2 separate regions of the Homo sapiens genome follow, and region 1 is linked to region 2. A link is a contact called in ENCODE Hi-C or POLR2A ChIA-PET data. All regions are on one chromosome and are shown on one strand. The core of a region is the stretch at or near the end of the contact, and the rest is flanking DNA. Distances in the headings are between cores, read along the strand shown.

The links. A loop is a pair of places that touch in the nucleus more often than their neighbours do. ChIA-PET counts read pairs that join two places held with the same protein, here RNA polymerase II (POLR2A). Pooled maps may share reads with other maps.
Region 1: a pooled map of psoas muscle shows a loop between it and region 2 (4-fold over the local background). The contact joins the enhancer-like site here to the promoter of UCK2 in region 2. A Hi-C loop is called at or near these places in 1 of 168 maps with a recorded cell type or tissue (gastrocnemius medialis), 1 of 37 single-sample maps with no recorded cell type and 2 of 50 pooled maps. POLR2A ChIA-PET finds 5 or more read pairs at or near these places in 1 of 52 experiments (activated T-cell).

The regions. Positions count from the first base shown.
Region 1 is chr1:166,377,247-166,382,051 of GRCh38, forward strand. No RefSeq gene overlaps it. Among named protein-coding and RNA genes, the nearest start is that of LINC01675, 110 kb to the right of the region's middle. Within about 2 kb of position 2,410, at least 5 of the 41 ENCODE cell types and tissues checked have a DNase peak (open chromatin) inside an H3K27ac peak, as active enhancers do; they include gastrocnemius medialis, where a contact is called at or near this core.
Region 2 is chr1:165,824,571-165,828,869 of GRCh38, forward strand. UCK2 (uridine-cytidine kinase 2) reads left to right here and starts at 3,044. Exons shown (of 7, transcript NM_012474.5): 1 at 3,044-3,362. The coding sequence starts at 3,264. RefSeq lists silencers at 2,833-3,082, 3,163-3,642, 3,703-3,932 and an enhancer at 3,398-3,951.

The sequences.
Region 1 (4,805 bases), core at 1,160-3,659, 550 kb after region 2:
ATTTTTTGTATTTTTACTAGAGGCAGGGTTTCACCATGTTGGCCAGGCTGGTCTTGAACTCCTGACATCAGGTGATCCACCTGCCTTGGGCTCCCAAAGTGCTGAAATTACAGGCTTGGGCCACCGCACCTGGGTGGTTTGGCTTTTTGAATCATGGATTTATATCAACCATTCCAATAAAAAAAAGTAAAGATTAAAAAATTCAAGCAGCGAGTACTTAGTGTGTGTTAAGATACTGTGCTAAACTTGTAAATATATCATCTCATTTAATCCTCAAAAGAGCCCTGTGAAGTTTTATTTTAATTTCAATTTTACAGATGAGAGAGAGAATAACTTAGATTGCTTAAGCAATTTGTTCATCTCTCTATCAATCCACCCCTCCTCCCCATTTCTTTCATGCCCCAGCTCAATACTAACTTCCTGCCAGTTTTCACACAGGTTATTTCCATTCAACTCCAACAAGTTGTTTCTTTGAATCTCTTTAGTAATTAAATAACTAGTTCACACCATATTCTTTTAAAATAGCAAAAGCCTTAGGGCCTTCTGCCTGTACTTGCTTCATCTCCCTGACCAGACTGTAAAAACCATATTGTGTATCATACTTTCCACTTTTGCCTCCTCCCCTCCAGGGCTTCCAGGTACACTGAATCACCACTCAGTAAATCTCGGGATACAAAATAACTTTCACTTGTTTGGGTTCCTGCAATTTACAGTCTATAATTACATTGAATCTCCCCAAAACTCTGTCAGGTATGTTTTATTGACCTCTTTTTACAGAAGAGGAAACTGACGCTCAGAGAGACTCAGAAAGATTAACTATGAGTCATATCTAGGACTTCTGACAAAATAAGGCCTCTTTTCATTATACCACAGCTACTTCTAGTTAACCTCATAGAAAATATCTGGCTGAATCGTATTTATTCCAGGGAAAGGTCTACGTCAGTTATTCTAGAAATGAGGACATAGGGATAACTCAATTTATATTTTAACATTTTAAGAAACTGCCAAAGTATTGTACAAAGTGACTGCAACATTTTATATTTTCATCAGCAGTGTATGTGGGATCCAGTTAATCCATATTTTTATCAACAGTTGTAAGTGTCTTATACATTGGTGAAGTGTATATGGTGGTGACAAAATGGTGAAAAATGGCATTTAGCCTTATGGTTTTAATTGCAGTTCTCCTATTATAAGTAAAGTTGAGCATACTCAAAATGTGGTCCTTAGACTAGCAGCATCAACATGAACTGGAGGCGTGATAGAACACAGCATCTCAGGTCTCATCTCCAAGGTACCGAGTCAGAATCTGCATTGGAAGATCCGCAGATGATTCCTATAACATTCACATTTGAGAATTTCTGGTCTAAGATCCTGTTCAGTGACAATTCTCTATGAATTTATGACCTATGATCTCTGTCTAGGAGAACCAACCAATGAGTTATTTATCACTCTCCCCTCAGGTCTGCTGGCTCTGAGGAGCACCTATTTCCTTTCTCGAAAACATCTTCCAGGATATTTTGGTATAGTGGAATGAGAAGGTGCTTCTATTTGAAAAGATCCTTTTGAGACCGGCTATGAATACCTGCAAAGTGAGAGAAATGAAAGAAGTCTAAACGTCCCCATTTGGCTGTCAATGCATCTTGCGTTGCCTGGAGAGTTGCTCTCTGCCTAGCACTGACAGTATAGAGTGGGATATTTCTGCCCTGGGAGTTCCCAGCATCACAGTCAAATAGAACCCCAGACTGCTTTCCTGAGTGTGCTGAGGTTTCTGGCTAGCCTGGCTCAAATTCCTTGGGGGAGGAATCACCTTTGCCTGACATGTTATCTCTGTGACCACCAGTTTGTTAACTGTTTATTTCAAATGCTATTGATGTTAGTCAACTTTATAGCATGTGCACTTTGTTGACATTTAAAAAAATGCCTTTATATGTTTGCTCATTCGTTTTAATTTATGGCATGGGAGGAACATGTTTCAGATCACAAGAGTAGAATGAAAACATAAGATTATTCACCAGTGGGAAGTACCAGAAAAGGTTGTAATTGAACATAATAACTTTCAGTATTTTCCTTAAAACTTGTGTAGGTATTTTATTCCTAAATTTTTACATTATTTTAAATATATGTAATATTTTGCCTAGTTTGAAAGACGAGCATTTTGATTTTGAGACTGTGGAAAAATCAGAGAAGTCTAAGGGGACATTAAAAAACCAAACCCTCTAAATTCAATACTTAACATTTTGTTCAGTCTCTTTTTACTCTTTTTTTTGCTGTAACAGGGATCTTTTTCCTGCAACTTCTAGTGAGGAAAGCTTGTTTTAAGATCTCTTGTTTCATTATGACAAGGACAGTGATTGAGCTCCCTTGTGGAGAGGAGGAGGATGAGTCAGCCAAAGTGACATGGAAAGGACACAAATAGAAACAGAACTGGACCACCTCCAGGGCAGCTAGGGTTTGCATGTTCCTATGACGCTAGGACTTCAGGAAGAGTTGCCTGAGCCCCAGAAGGTCCTGTAGATCCCTCTGCACTGGACTCCATATGCCCACATGTCAGCCTCCACAGCTGCGAGGCTGAGATATGGAGCTCTCAGTGACCATCCTCCTGGCTTGAAAGCTATTTCTCCCATAGGCCTGAAGTTCCTCTTGCTATGTAAGGTCTATTTCTTGGCTCCAACAGAGATAGAACCTGTTCTCTGTTCTCAGGATGGCAAATGGGCCCATGGAAAGGACTTGGAGTTCACAACCAGGCGGCCCTGGCCCTAACTCTAGCTCGGTCACTTGGTAGTTTTATAATCATGAGCAGCATTATTTAAGTTCTCTTAGTTTTCTTGACTGTGACATGGGGCTACTAAAAGCTACCCTGCAGGGTCATTGTAAAAATTAGAGATAATGGATATTCATTGACTGTAGCTTAACAGGCACTCAATAAATGGTAGCCATTACTGTCATTGTGTGTTCTTTCAGTCATCTCTTTTCTAGGCTGACATCAAGACACCTCTTAATTTTAGTTTCATTTCTCTTTGCTCATATCTTTTAAGCAAATTCCCTCTGAAATTATAGAATTTCAAAACACCGTCGGCCTCCTCTTAGATTCCAAGTTCTCTCTCTTTCTCTAACATATATTTTCTTGTTGGTGGTAAAAAGATACAAAGGACGAATCAAGGCCTGTGTCCTTCGGGAGTCTTTAATCTCATTGGGGAGACAAGACTTACACAAAAGATACAATTAGAGAATAATAAAAAAGAGCGAGAGCACTCAAATGTGCTGAGTAGAATGTTCCATCCCTGTCTGCTTCCGAATCCCATTTCTGCTGTATTAAACAATATCGCAGTGCTGCTGACTCATGTTCAGCTTCTAGACCCTTGAGACTGTAATATTTCTCTGCTATATCTGCATATAACCAGTGAGAATATTCTATTGTGTATAATATTTCTATAGCATATTACATTTGGGCAGTTTTCCCTGATGTTCTTCATGGCACTTGTCCCATCAAAATTCACTCAGTTTGTGTCTGATAATTTTTCTGTGCTGTCAACCTTGTAATATAATGCCTCAGCATCCTAACAAAGATAGGCCGGAGTAAGGCTCTTCAAATAGCTGTCCTTGTCTGCAGTGTCTGACGCTTCCACATTTTCTCTCTGTACTTGCATTCAAACTCCTAGAGTAATGGAAAGTCGAGGAAGGGATAAATAGATGAACTTAAGCATGTCACTTCCACCTCAGGGCCTCGGTTTCCTCCTAAGGGGAAAAGGGACTATGTGAGCACTTCCAATACAGATATGCTGTGATTCTACATATGGCCACTACTTTTGACATTAGTGATATTACCAACAACCAGTTCTGCCAATGAGGAGTGAGCTGCTCTTCTGAGATGGGGCTCAGCACATCTCTCTCTCTTCTTAAAGGCAGGTCTGTCAGTGGGATTGCAGCTTTTTTTTCTGAAAATGGTGGCAGGACAACTCTGAGTCTCTCACCTCATGATGGGTCTGTAACATAGACCCACTAGACTATAGTGGGATCAGCTATAAGGCAACACAGAGAAAATGCTTAGCAGGAATAAATGTGGGGTTCCTGAGTTTGCTAGAGATGGAAAGAGATAGTTTGCCATTTGCCAGCAATATCAACTGAGAGCTCCCTGAGGCTGTGTCCTGCGGAGGATGTTTCAAAATCAGCATGGGCTGTAGTGTCTACCTTCAAGCTGGCTACATCTAGAGTAACTGACAGGAAAAGGAAAAAGGGTAAGCAAACACACAGAAAAGTGGCATAGGAACAATTCACATCTATGTTCACCTGAGACGTGCACAGGAGCACCAAATAGGATATTAGAACTGGAGGAGACTTTATAAGATCATTTCAAAATTCACACTTCGCAGACAATGAAAATGAGGCGTAGAGGGCAAATGGCAGAGAGAAGGTCTGGGAGCTGGTTAATAGCAGACCTGGGTTCTCATCCTTCTGATCAGCTCAGGGTCATTCCCATCGCAATATTTTGCTTCTGCTGAGATTATTAGATTTGGGTTTGTTAATTAAGGTTACATGGGATGGCTGTATCAGGAAATTATTCTCAAGTGCAAGATGTGTGGTTTGTCTGGGAGGCACATATTTTAGATTTGTCTAGGTAGTTTTGTGACAACAGGAGGGTCTACAGAAAGTCTTGGTTACTATCATTGTATCTTAAACTTAGTAGGCATTTAGTAATAGTTATTTTAAAATTTTGGGATTTACTAAATACATAAAATAAAACTCTCATCATGTGTCTCAATTAATATTTGTTTCCTTTTTTTTTTTTTAAGAGACAAAATCTCTCT
Region 2 (4,299 bases), core at 1,794-4,293:
GATAGGAAGGAGAAAGAAAAACAGGGAGTACAGAATGCAGATGGCTGCCCTCTGCTAATTAGGCCTTACCTTTATATAGAATGCTTTTGATTTTTTCAGACACTTTCAGGTATATTAACTCATGCACAGAGGTCAAATATTATTATTATTAAACAAAGTGCAGAGAAGTATTGAGAATTAGCTCAGTTAATGAATTAGCTCAACTAGGTAATAGATGCATTAAGATTAGATGGGGACAGTCACTCTGGAATGCCAGGAAAACAAAACATTCAGAAATAAGTATAGTAACCACATTAATACAATCAAGGGAACAAGCCTTTCCTTCCAAAGTGACGGAAATTAAGTTTACTTGTTGGTGTCCTTACTTCCATATTCATTCATTTGTTCATTCATTTATCATGTATTAAATGCTTCCTACTTGCTTATCATTCTGCTCAGTGGGCCTGGGGGATGTAGAAATGAGACATTATCTCTTTTCATTTGTTGAGGCCCTACAAGGTGCCAGAACCGTTCCAGGCGTTGGGGATATAGTAATTAAAAACAAAACAAAACAAACCAAACAAGAAATGTATAAGCCAGTGTGGAGTAAGTCAATTAAAATTAACAAAGCAAAAGGAAGTAAGTCCTATAATAAAAATGCCTTGATGGATAGAGGGATGGGTAGATGACCAGTTATGTTTTAAAGCAAGTATATATATAGTACGATGTTAGTGATAGAGTCTAGGTGGTGGGTATACTGGTGTTTGCTGTAAAATCTTTCAACTGTGCTCGAAAATTTTTATGATAAAATATTATGGAATAAACACTATAGGAATGACAAGGAAGATGCAGATTTGAGAAAAGTTTATGAAAGACATGGCATTCTTTTTTTTTTTTTAAGAGACAAGTCGATAGAGGAGTGCAATGGCATGATCACAGCTGCAACCTCGAACTCCTGGGCTCAAGTGATCCTCCTGCCTCAGCCTCTGGTGTAGCTGGGACTACAGGTGTGCACTACCATGCCCAGTTAATTTTTGTACTTTTTGTGGAGATGGGGGTCTCATTATGTTGCCCAGGCTGGTCTCAAACTCCTAGCCTCAAGTGATCCTCACTCTTCTGCCTCCCAAAATGTTGGGATTACAGGCATGAGCCACCCCACTGGCCTTTGGCATTCCTTTATCCTCCTCCTCTTCTCCTTAACTACCTAATATCCCCATGCTAACCCTTAGCTGTAGGTTCAACTTCCAAATTCCAATGGGCTATAAAGAGTTCTACAAAAGTCCATGATGACTAATAAATCTATCTAGTAGAGAAAAGACCTTTTGGAGAAGAGGCTAACTCTAGGACCACCTAAAACTCACCCACTCCATAGCTATTTGGTAAGGCACCCCTTTAGGAAACTTCACCCAAATGCCTGCTTCTGGGTACCAGGTAGTGGCCACTCTCCCCATCTTTGTCTCCTGTCTGAGCTGCTACCGAGTTTGATGTTAGATGGTGACATAAAATACAGTAATTCCTAGATATATGCGGAGGGACTGGTCCCAGGACAGCCTACATGTAACCAAATCCACACATGAAGTCCCACAGTCAGTCCTGAGGAAACTGCACAAATATTGTGTTTTCCATCTGCCCTTGGTTTAAAAAAAAAGCTGCATAAAAGTGAACCTCACAGTTTGAACCAGTGTTGTTCAAGTGTCAACTTTAATTTAAAAGTGAAAAAAGTTTGTTTTCTCTGGTATCCTTTTTTTTGTTTTGTTTTGTTTTTGTTTTTGTTTTTTGACACAGGCTCTGGCTCTGCTGACCAGGCTGGAGTGCAGTGGGGAGATCATGGCTCACTGCAGCCTCGATTTCCCTGGCTTGAGAGAAAATTATTTTTTTCAAAATAATCTTCAATTTAAGGTAATTTACTAAGTTTCAAAAGATAATGCTATTGACGTAAATTCTGTTTTAGATTGTAGGCCCCATCAGCTCATTGATACTAGTCCCAAGTTCACAGGAGAAGAGACTGGAAGTTACTAGGCTAGTCCTGCCTCTCTCAGGTGTGTCCCAGCAAAACTTTTCTTTCCAGTTTCAGCGCTTTAGAAACCTTTTCTCTTCAAACACTAATACAGGGCCTAGACTGTACCAGCACTGTTCTGAGAACTTTACATACACTAATTCATTTAATTCTCACAAAAATCCTGGGATGTAATTGCCATTATTATTCCCATTTAACAGATAAGAACACTGAAGCACAGAGAGATTAAGTAACTTGCTCAGGGACCTGGATGTGAATGCAGAAATCTGGCTCCAGAGGTGGAGTCTGAAACTGCCTTTCTAAGTGACTGATTGCCAATCTCTGGAAAACCGTTCAATTGAAGATATTAATGGATCAAAATGTCAGTATGTTTTCAGATACCCTAACTCCATAGGAAGCTCAGTGTATGGGATGAGATACTGTGGTTTAGAAGGGAATTGCTTTTCCAACGGAGGGCACCCTTCAGATAAGCCCCTCAAATTGCCCTTCACTAGAGAGTCGCACGAGGACAGGCCTGCTAAAAAGGATGGCGCTGGGGGGTTTCCAAGACAGGAAATATCTAAAGCCAGCGGCTGACATATTATCTTGGCGAACGGGAGAAGGGAAAAAGAACCCTCATTTTTTGGAAACACAAGTTTTTAGCCTGGATAATGGGTAAATGACATTAACTCTTCGTTCCACACTAATCTTTCAAGCTTGTTCAAATTTTGCTTCTCAAACCTGGGCCATTCCTTCTTATCTAATCTGCCTATTATTTCCTTCAAGCTTTTTATCCCTTCTGAAAATAGGTGGTAGCATACCAAATTAAAATACAGAACAGCCTGTTTCTTTCCCCCAGGGTCCACTAGGGCGCGTCGGAGAAAGGGTTAACCGGGCGGGTGGGAGGGAAGGTCGGGCTCACACCTTTCGCAGAGACCTCGGGCGGCGGCGGGGCCCGGGAGGGGCGGAGGCTGGGGCCAGACGCCTCGCCGCCTCCGCCTCGGCGAATAGCAGCGCGCTGCCCGCCCGGATTGGAGCAGCAGCATCACGCTGACCTCTGCCTGGGATGTAAACCGGACCAGCCGCTGCGGGCAAAGGAAGGCTCTTGGCTCCTTCGGGAAACCCAGCCCCGTCACCGGGCTCCGAGCGGCTCGCAGGCGAGCGACAGCGGCCTCAGCCCCGGCAGCGCCCAGCGGCGGCTGCGGAAAGCGGAGGGAGTCCGACGCGGGCGCGGGCGGGGAGCGTGCGTCCGTTCGCACAGGCAGCGGGAGGAGGGGCGGCGCGAACCATGGCCGGGGACAGCGAGCAGACCCTGCAGAACCACCAGCAGCCCAACGGCGGCGAGCCCTTCCTTATAGGCGTCAGCGGGGGAACAGCTAGCGGCAAGGTACGGCGGGGCCCGGAGCCGCGCTCCCTTCCCGGCTTCTGTCCCTGGGCGGCGCATGTGGCCGGCGGCCGCGGGCCGTGTCAGTTGCGGCAGCCACCGCGTGGCCCGCGCGCCTCCGCTCCCGGCCGCGCTCCAGCGCCGAGTGCGCCCCGCGCGGCCTGGGGGCGCTGCGGCGGGGGCAGGCGAAGACTCGGGCCTTGGGGGTTCCGGGGGTACGCGGCCACGATCGCAGGGCGGGAGTGCTCCTCCGGCTTTTCTCCCCCCGCGTTAATAACTCGTGGCCGGGGTCCTATGGGGGAAGGGCAGGGAAGCGGATGCTTATTGTTTTGCAACTCCAGTGTCGGGGGAGAGGGCTTTCCGCAGGATCCCCCACTAACCCCCGATGGACTCCCTCAAGCCCCGGTCTGGCACAGACGTGCTCGCCCCGCGGCGCAGCCTGGTGCCGAGGGCGGAGCGAGCCGGGAAGCGCGGCCGAGAGGGCGAGGGTGGCGGGAACGCGCGAGGCGGCATCCCGGGGAAGGGGAGCCCAGTGTGGGGCTGCACGCAAGGGCTGGGGATTACAGGGGTTTCCGGGTAAAAGTCTGAGAGCCAAATAGGTGCCGTGACATCAATGAAACGATAATAGTAGGGGCTTCTGTTTTTTAAGGTTATAAGAGGAAACGTGGTCGGCTTCAATGAGAAAGTTGTACTGGCTCCAAGCTCTTCGGTGTCCAGGACGTACGCGTCTTGGATCCACGGAAGGGGGTCATCGTATGGGTGTCTGACCCTCTTAGGAGCCTGTTTCCTTTGTTTTATCCGCAAGGCAAGGAGAGACAAGGGAAATGACTTCCTAGCTTTACCCGGGGTTTTTTCTGCAGGTGGAGAAGGGTGGAGTCCTCCCAGATGGTTCTTTCTTTGCTCCCCTAACAGCCTTTAAGATGTGGCTACTTGTTTTTCC